3 separate regions of the Mus musculus genome follow, and regions 2 and 3 are each linked to region 1. A link is a loop called in an ENCODE intact Hi-C map of the cell type or tissue named here. Cell type or tissue: left cerebral cortex. All regions are shown on one strand.

The links. A loop is a pair of places that touch in the nucleus more often than their neighbours do. Peaks named below come from ENCODE experiments on the same cell type or tissue, not always from the same donor. Only the 100,000 strongest peaks of a DNase experiment are listed, where the experiment ranks them.
Region 2: it touches region 1 in a loop (4-fold over the local background); 2 of 42 quality-filtered maps call a loop at or near these places.
Region 3: a loop joins it to region 1, with 2.7 times the contacts of the local background. A loop is called at or near these places in 2 of 42 quality-filtered maps.

Annotation. Positions count from the first base shown.
Region 1 is chr17:34,892,860-34,895,359 of GRCm38, reverse strand. It overlaps Zbtb12 (zinc finger and BTB domain containing 12), which reads right to left and starts at 801. Exons shown (of 2, transcript NM_198886.3): 1 at 591-801; 2 at 1-139. The coding sequence starts at 119. In left cerebral cortex, a CTCF peak has its summit at 965; DNase peaks (open chromatin) are centred at 449 and 1,046; H3K4me3 peaks cover 1,626 bases; H3K27ac peaks cover 1,619 bases.
Region 2 is chr17:34,113,961-34,116,460 of GRCm38, reverse strand. Brd2 (bromodomain containing 2) reads left to right here. Exons shown (of 13, transcript NM_001204973.1): 4 at 126-263; 5 at 655-793; 6 at 885-1,099; 7 at 1,197-1,571; 8 at 1,983-2,111; 9 at 2,284-2,500. Among named protein-coding and RNA genes, the nearest start is that of Brd2, 7.4 kb to the left of the region's middle. In left cerebral cortex, no CTCF peak of the experiment used is centred here; a DNase peak (open chromatin) is centred at 1,274; H3K4me3 peaks cover 60 bases.
Region 3 is chr17:34,119,629-34,122,128 of GRCm38, reverse strand. Brd2 (bromodomain containing 2) reads left to right here. Exons shown (of 13, transcript NM_001204973.1): 2 at 2,229-2,500. It also overlaps a transcript of H2-DMa not described here. Among named protein-coding and RNA genes, the nearest start is that of Brd2, 1.7 kb to the left of the region's middle. In left cerebral cortex, a CTCF peak has its summit at 1,085 (motif pointing right); DNase peaks (open chromatin) are centred at 44, 533, 776 and 1,642; H3K4me3 peaks cover 2,500 bases; H3K27ac peaks cover 2,500 bases.

The DNA of each region.
Region 1 (2,500 bases):
TCGGCCACGATGGTCACATCACAGAACCGCTCCTCTGCACGGAGCTGGTTCATGTTCCGCAACGTTGCGGCCTCGTGGCCAGGCAGCTGGAAGCGCAGGACTTCCACCCCAGAGGCCATTGTGGCGGGAGTGGACTGCCCTGGGTGGGAAGGAAACGAGTCAGAGACAAAGGTCTCTGGCTGTCGGAGGCCAAGGCTCCAGACCCCTCATCCCTACCTCCCTAGTCTTGGCGCGCCTCCCTCAGTTTCCCCAATTCCAAGGAGGCGCGGTCCCTCCGAGGAGGGAGGCGTGGTTCCCGGGGGCGGGGCAGCGGCGTCCACACCCCCCAGTCCCGCAGCCCGCGCGCCCACGGGAGAATGGATAAAGGGGTGGATGGGGGGAAAAAACCAGAGGATTGCAACTCTGGGGTGGCCCCCGGTTGCAGGTACTCCTCACCCGCCTCGCTCTAGCCTGGGCCGCGCTGCTGTGAGTCCCCCTTTTCACGTCCTCCCACCGCCCGGACAGGTCGTGCACGCCCCCCTCCCACGCGCAGATCTCCGTGGCACGCCCCCCCACCCAGACTCACGACCCTGGGTGCACGCGCCTCTCACCTGGCCCGGTTCCGCGTGCTGATTTTTCCCCCCTGGTCCCCCACCCCCCCGGGGCCAGCGACGCCCCCCACACACGGGCAGGGCCGGGGCAGCGCGCAGGCGCGGGGGTGCACGGGGTGCGCGCGCGGGCCGGCTCCGCGTGGGCGGGAGGGGGAGGGGCGGGGGCAGCTCGTGCCGAGTGTTCCAAGGCCCCGCGCAGCGCAGCGTCCTCGCGGACTCGGGGCGGAGGAAGAGGGGAGGGAATTAAAGGAGCAGGATTCCCCCTCCCCGACCCCCCTTTTCTCCCCCGGCACCCCCACGCGGTTAAAGGGCTGGACAGTCGGGCCTCCCCTTTGGCCAGGATTATTTGTCCGCCAGAGCGGAAATACGCTCCACACCGCCCCCTATTTCACGCTCCCCCTCCTCTCTGCCTCTGGGGCCCGCGGCCCGTCTGCGCGTGCGTGCCAAGGCCCGCGCACTCGGCCCCGCCCCCGGCTCCTAGAGCCCCCCTCCCGCGCCCCAGCGCGTCCCCGCTAGCCCCGCCTGCCCCGCGCCCCCCAGCGCGCGCGCTCCCCGGGAACTGCGCAATCTGCGCGGCCACCTGCTCTCCAGCAAGGCGTCACTCCCGCCCAGCTGTGCGAGTCAGGCCACCTCCCAGAGCCTTGGACCTGCCGGTGGCCTACCAATCTTAGGATCACTGCTGCCCTCGGGTGCATCCTCCGCTGAATGTGTGCACAGTTCCTCAGGCCACATTTCCAGACTTTTCCAAGTCTTCTGAAGCTGGTGCCCACTGTAGTCCTGATCTAAAAGAGAATTTCACTTTCCACAAAGCCTGATGAGCCAGCGCTTGCCCTCAGCTTGTCCGGCTTAGAGCACACGGTTACGTCAATCACACTCATTCTCCCTTCTATTTTATCCACTCTGACTTCTTGCCAAGGTCAAGAACCCCACTCATACTGTGAAAGATTAGTGCGTTTCACCTTCACTGTGTAATTAACCCTGGGACTAATCTTGCAAATTGTGCAATTATTTATATTGGTACTAATGTGCCATCTATAATTTTCTCTGCACCCACTCTGTCCTGTCCCAGAAGAGGAGATGCTCCCTGACCCTAGATACCCACTCTACTCCGGACTGGCTTTCTTTGCCACTCCAAAACTACCTTCAACACAACTTCAATGTGAGTACCTGTCTTGAAGGCTAGCCCACCAGCGCTTCTGTGCACCCCAAATACCCACACTGGCTTTAAAGAATAAAGTCCTCAGGGGGTGGCCGCTGTTGCCTGCAGGTTATATTTTTTTTATTACACCCTCCAGGAAGCTTCTCAATCCTGAGGATGCTCAACTGCTTGCAACCCGATGCCCCCCCCCCCCCCAAGACATCTTGAATACAGGAATTAAGTTATGTATGGGCTGTGTTTTGCAAATAAAAGTCAGACAATAAATGGCTGGGTGTTGACATCATTGGCTTTCAGCTGGACCTGCATCCGCCCATACAAAGTTCATTCCTGATTGAACCGAATTCTCACACCCAAGAGATGCTGTTCCCGGAGAAGGCGCAGACAGCCGCGAGGCAGTACCTTGGCTGTGGTCTTTCATGTTCCTTTTAGAATTCTCTGACTTGTACCCTCACCCAGCTCACTTTGTGGTCAGGTCGTGGATTTTAGGGGGAGTGTAGGCCATTGTGTCTGGTACACCTTGTTTAAAGCCACATTCACTGCCTACTGCACTAGAGTGAAGCCTTGGGCAAATCAGTTCTCTGAATCAAGATGTCTTTATCTTTGAACTCAAGGTTCTGAATGCTTACCAGGCTGATAGAGGGTTCTAGGGAGCCTCTTATACACTGAACAAACAAACACACACTGGATCTGTGGTAACACTGGTTTTTAATTTATTTATTCATTTATTTTTAGTGTCTTTGCTTTTATGAGA
Region 2 (2,500 bases), 780 kb after region 1:
CCTTAATAGCTAGGGTGTGCGTGTGGGTGTGTGTGTTTTGTCTGTTGGTAGTTGCCCTACCATAGACATTTTCCTGTGGCTCTCAACTGGATTTTTTTTTTTTTTTTTTTTTTTTTTTTTTTTAGGATTATCACAAAATTATAAAACAGCCTATGGACATGGGTACTATCAAGAGGAGACTTGAAAACAATTACTACTGGGCTGCCTCAGAATGTATGCAGGATTTTAATACTATGTTTACCAACTGTTACATTTATAACAAGGTAAGCTTATATAGTAGCTGCTGAAAGGCAGTACTGGTCATTAGTCCCAACAGGGCTGGAAAGTGCTATCCAACTAGTTAAGGTCTAAGGAGGCCTGACCTCCAAATTGTGTTGTTAGCTGTGGCTTCAGTGTTCCTATAATTAAGTTATTTAAGTAGAACACATTTTCATATTTGGGGATGGTGGCCCTGTTTCTCAGAAAGCTCCAGAGACCTGAGAAAAGCGGGATCTGTAACTCAGAAGCTCTGCTCTCGTATTTTCAGGTTGTAGGGGTTAGTGTGGTGTGATGACCTTAAGTACTAGTGAGGGTATGGTGTCCTGGAGCTGGGAATTCTTGTGGGGATGTGGTGCTTGTGCTAACAATTGAAGATTTCTGTGCTTGTTCCTGCAGCCCACCGATGATATTGTCCTAATGGCACAGACACTGGAAAAGATCTTCCTACAGAAAGTAGCATCCATGCCACAAGAGGAGCAAGAGCTTGTGGTGACCATCCCTAAAAACAGCCATAAGAAGGGGGCCAAGTTAGCAGGTAGGAAGTGGTGACCTAAAGACAAAGCTATTCAGGTGACCTGAAGATACAAATGAGCAACACTTACCTGTCTTTTGTTACTGTTTTGTAGCACTCCAGGGCAGTATTACCAGTGCCCATCAGGTGCCTGCTGTCTCTTCTGTGTCGCATACAGCCCTGTATACACCACCACCTGAAATACCTACCACTGTCCTCAACATTCCCCACCCATCAGTCATCTCTTCTCCTCTTCTTAAGTCCCTGCATTCTGCTGGACCCCCACTCCTTGCTGTATCAGCAGCGCCTCCAGCTCAGCCCCTTGCCAAGGTATACATCAGTAGGTTGATTGTTCAGGATGACTAGGAAGAAAGGGGTTAAAAGAAATGGACCAGAATGACTGATTCCCTCCATCTTTCTACTACAGAAAAAAGGCGTTAAACGGAAAGCGGATACTACCACCCCTACACCCACAGCCATCCTGGCTCCTGGTTCCCCAGCTAGTCCTCCTGGGAGTCTTGAGCCAAAGGCAGCAAGGCTCCCTCCTATGCGCAGAGAGAGTGGCCGCCCAATCAAACCCCCACGAAAAGACTTGCCTGACTCGCAACAGCAACACCAGAGCTCTAAGAAAGGGAAGCTGTCAGAGCAGTTAAAGCACTGCAACGGCATCCTGAAGGAACTGCTCTCAAAGAAGCACGCTGCCTACGCCTGGCCCTTCTATAAGCCAGTGGACGCTTCTGCTCTTGGCCTTCATGATTACCATGACATCATTAAACACCCCATGGACCTCAGCACTGTCAAGGTACCCACTGCATGGGGCAGATGGGCTGCTCAGGCAGGGGCTGGAGCCTGGGGACCAATAAAGCAATACCCATGTCTCCTCATGGGAACATGGCAGTTTTTCATTCTGTGTATCTTACAAAGTTGTACAAAGTCACATACTTTGAAGTCCTTGTTTTTTACAGTTAAGGATAAGTGTGGGGTTAGGGAAATGTAATGGGAGAGAGATGGCCTTGGTCACTTAGAAATGTTTTCTTCTAGACATAGATATTTCTTCAAACCTACCCCAAATCTTTGGACTTCAAACTTGAACCCCAGGGCACAGATCCCTAAGGTCATCCCCACTTGTTTCAAGAGAGGGCTGCTTGAGTCGGGTTGGCAGGGAAAGATGAGACTCTGCCTGTGCAGCTTCTCATGCTGCCTCCTTCTGCAGCGGAAGATGGAGAACCGTGACTACCGGGATGCACAGGAGTTTGCTGCTGATGTACGGCTTATGTTCTCCAACTGCTATAAGTACAATCCTCCAGACCACGATGTTGTGGCTATGGCACGAAAGTTGCAGGTGAGCTTAAGAGCTGCAGTTGAATTTACTCCACAGTAACTGCCTATGGGGAGAGTTTAATTTTTGCTGTGCTTTAAACTTGTAAGACTTTGCCAATCTTTTATCAAGTTGGAGCTGGTATGCTGGGTGGCTGGGCATTAAACACAGTTTTGAGTCTCCCTGTCTTTTTTAGGATGTGTTTGAGTTTCGCTATGCCAAGATGCCAGATGAGCCACTGGAACCAGGACCTCTACCAGTCTCTACTGCCTTGCCTCCTGGGTTGACCAAATCCTCTTCAGAGTCCTCCAGTGAGGAAAGTAGCAGTGAGAGTTCCTCTGAGGAAGAGGAGGAGGAGGAAGAAGATGAGGACGAGGAGGAGAGTGAAAGCTCAGACTCTGAGGAGGAAAGGG
Region 3 (2,500 bases), 770 kb after region 1:
GGTCATTTAAATGCATAAGTAAAGGTGGGGAGTGGGAAGAATTCTTGGGGTTCAGGAGAAAAATCCCAAGGGGGAAAGACTTGTCTTTCAAACACCTGACAGCCAATGGGAGTGTGGACTGGGGCCAGCGCAAGAGGGCCACTGTGTGGGGGAGGGGAATGGCCAACCTCGTGCCTACATACCCATCGGAGGGCAAAGGGGCGAGGGTGGCTTGTGCCCCATGCACCCGTCACCGGGGGGGGGGGGGGGGACAGGAATCGGGAGCCAGGTGAGATGGGATGTTTTGGGCGGGCGAGGGGAGGGCGACCCCGTAGGCTGAGTGTGAGTGTTGGTCGTGGGATGCGAGAGCTTAGGAGTTGGCAGCTCTGGAGGTGAACTGGTGTGGTTCCCTGGCGCCGACTCCCTGCCTCCCCAGGGACTCCCTAAGCTCCCTTTGTGTCAAGGGTAGCAGGCTCGCCATCGTCACATGGCGTGATGGAGGCTCGGTCGAGTTTGTGTGCTTTTCACGAGGACGCGGCCTGTGGGGCCTGCTGTTCCCAGCTGCGCATCCCCTCCGGGCTCTTAGCTGTTTGTCTCTGCCCCAGGGTGGGGAGGGCTCACCGGCCCAGAGCCTGGGGGCCGCCTGCGAGCGCAGTCCTGGCCTGAGGTGGGTGCTGGGAGGGGAGAGCCAGCGTGGTCCGAGCCTCCCAGTCTCCGAGGTCTAGGGTTTCTCCGGGTGGCATGCTCTACTGCCGCCCTCCTCCCCTCCCCCTGCCTGGAACAGTTGCCTCCTTGTGTGCTGCGGGGGAGGGAACGGAAAGGAGGAAAGAGTTACTTTTCCAAATTACTAAGTAGCAGCAGCCTCCCCTGTGACTCATGTGGGGGCAGGGAGGGCTGGGAATGACTGGGGCGCAGTGATTTTCCGGAATGCAGGGAAACGGGAGCGTCGTCTGGCTACCCTTTCTCTCTAAGGCCCAGCAGTTTCCCCGCTCCCCGAGTTCTCTCCCCACCCCCACCCCACCCCCGTCGGGCTTCGGCCCGGACCCGCCAGGCCCAGGTGCGGAAAATCCAGTTTGGAGGCCGGGCCGCCAGGGGGAGGGGAGAGGCCTCTAAAGTTGCTGTGTCATTGCCCTGCTCGCCGCAGCCACCCGGGCGGGGCCGCGCGCACTCGGGCGACCCGGGCCTGGTTCCCGGCGGGGAGTGCAGGGTCTCTGCTTCCAAGGCGCACTTACCCCTTGCGGGGTCTGCGCTTATCTTGCGGTCCAGAAGACGGGAGCTTGGCCGCCATGTTAAGTGCAGTGACCGAGGTTCGAGGTCGAGGGCTCATGTGGAGGGAGGGTCGCCTGGTTGCAGTTCTAGGACCTAGGCCAGTTGGGGCTATAATTGGGGAATGGTGAGCCCGCCTTACAGCCCCTCACCAACGTTAATTTACTTGCCCAGACGTGCACACCTGTCTTCCCAGCCAGGGAAAGGGGAGTTTGGGAGCGAGAGGTGTGTTCTGGGGGGATAGACGCTTTTACTTTCGCGCGAGGGGCTACCCCAGAGTTGCTTTTGCCATCTGACCTTGAGAACTGGCTGGTGGTTCCTACTTAAGTCTTGTTTCGAGTCCCAAGACAGCGTAGGGGAGGGGGAGGGGGCGAGACAGCTCCCAAAATGGCTCCTGCCCCTCCTCGGAGGCGTCCGGCTGCGGGGGGGAGGGGAGGGAGGAGGGCTGCAGAGCAGCGCCGCCGCCGCCTCCTCGGCTCGCCCTCCTCCCTGGCGCTGACCGATGGAAGAGGCGCTCCGTGGGGAGGACTCCCAGCCCGATGGGGGCGGGGGGCGTCAGCTCGCCCACGCTGGGGCGAGATGGGGCCAAGGAGCCGTGCGCTGCGCCCGCTCTCCTCACCCTGACGCCGGGAAAGTTTGCCGAGATCGGCTTTTAGGGCATGTGGACGCCTTGTGCGTTCCTAAGGCGGGTAAGTGCGCGAGAATCTGCAAATGCGGGCGGGCGGGCAGGGTATGAGCCCCCGGGGCTGGCTAGACAGTAAACACTCGGGGTGGCCTCGCATCTTTAGAGCTGAGGATTTTAGGGCAGAGCGTGGCCTTTGCTATCTGATTACTTTGGTTCGGGGAAGACGAGGTTAGTCTTGGAACGCTCCGGTCATGTGTTGGATCAGGGGACGTTAGATCGCGTCGCGGGGTTACTGTGGAGCGCTCAGCCGAGAAGCAGGCCGCGACTTCTAAGATGGCGTCTGTCTTCCTTGTTTCAGATTCTCCACTGCGGCGGCCTCGCAGCCAAGAACCTTTCGCCCGCCCCGCCCGCGCGACCCGTCCCACTCTGCGCCCCGCCCGCGCCGCCAATGGAAAAGCTGCAAATGGCGCGACCAGCCTGCCGCGGGCGACCGGCAGAAATTCGGTGTGTGCAAGCCCGGGAAGGCTCCGTCAGACCTGGAGGTGGGGACAGCGTGTTGCAGGCCCCGGGGAGATGGCGCCTACACGCCGTTCGGCCTCCATCTCTCCCAGGGTTCGCCAAGCCACGGCG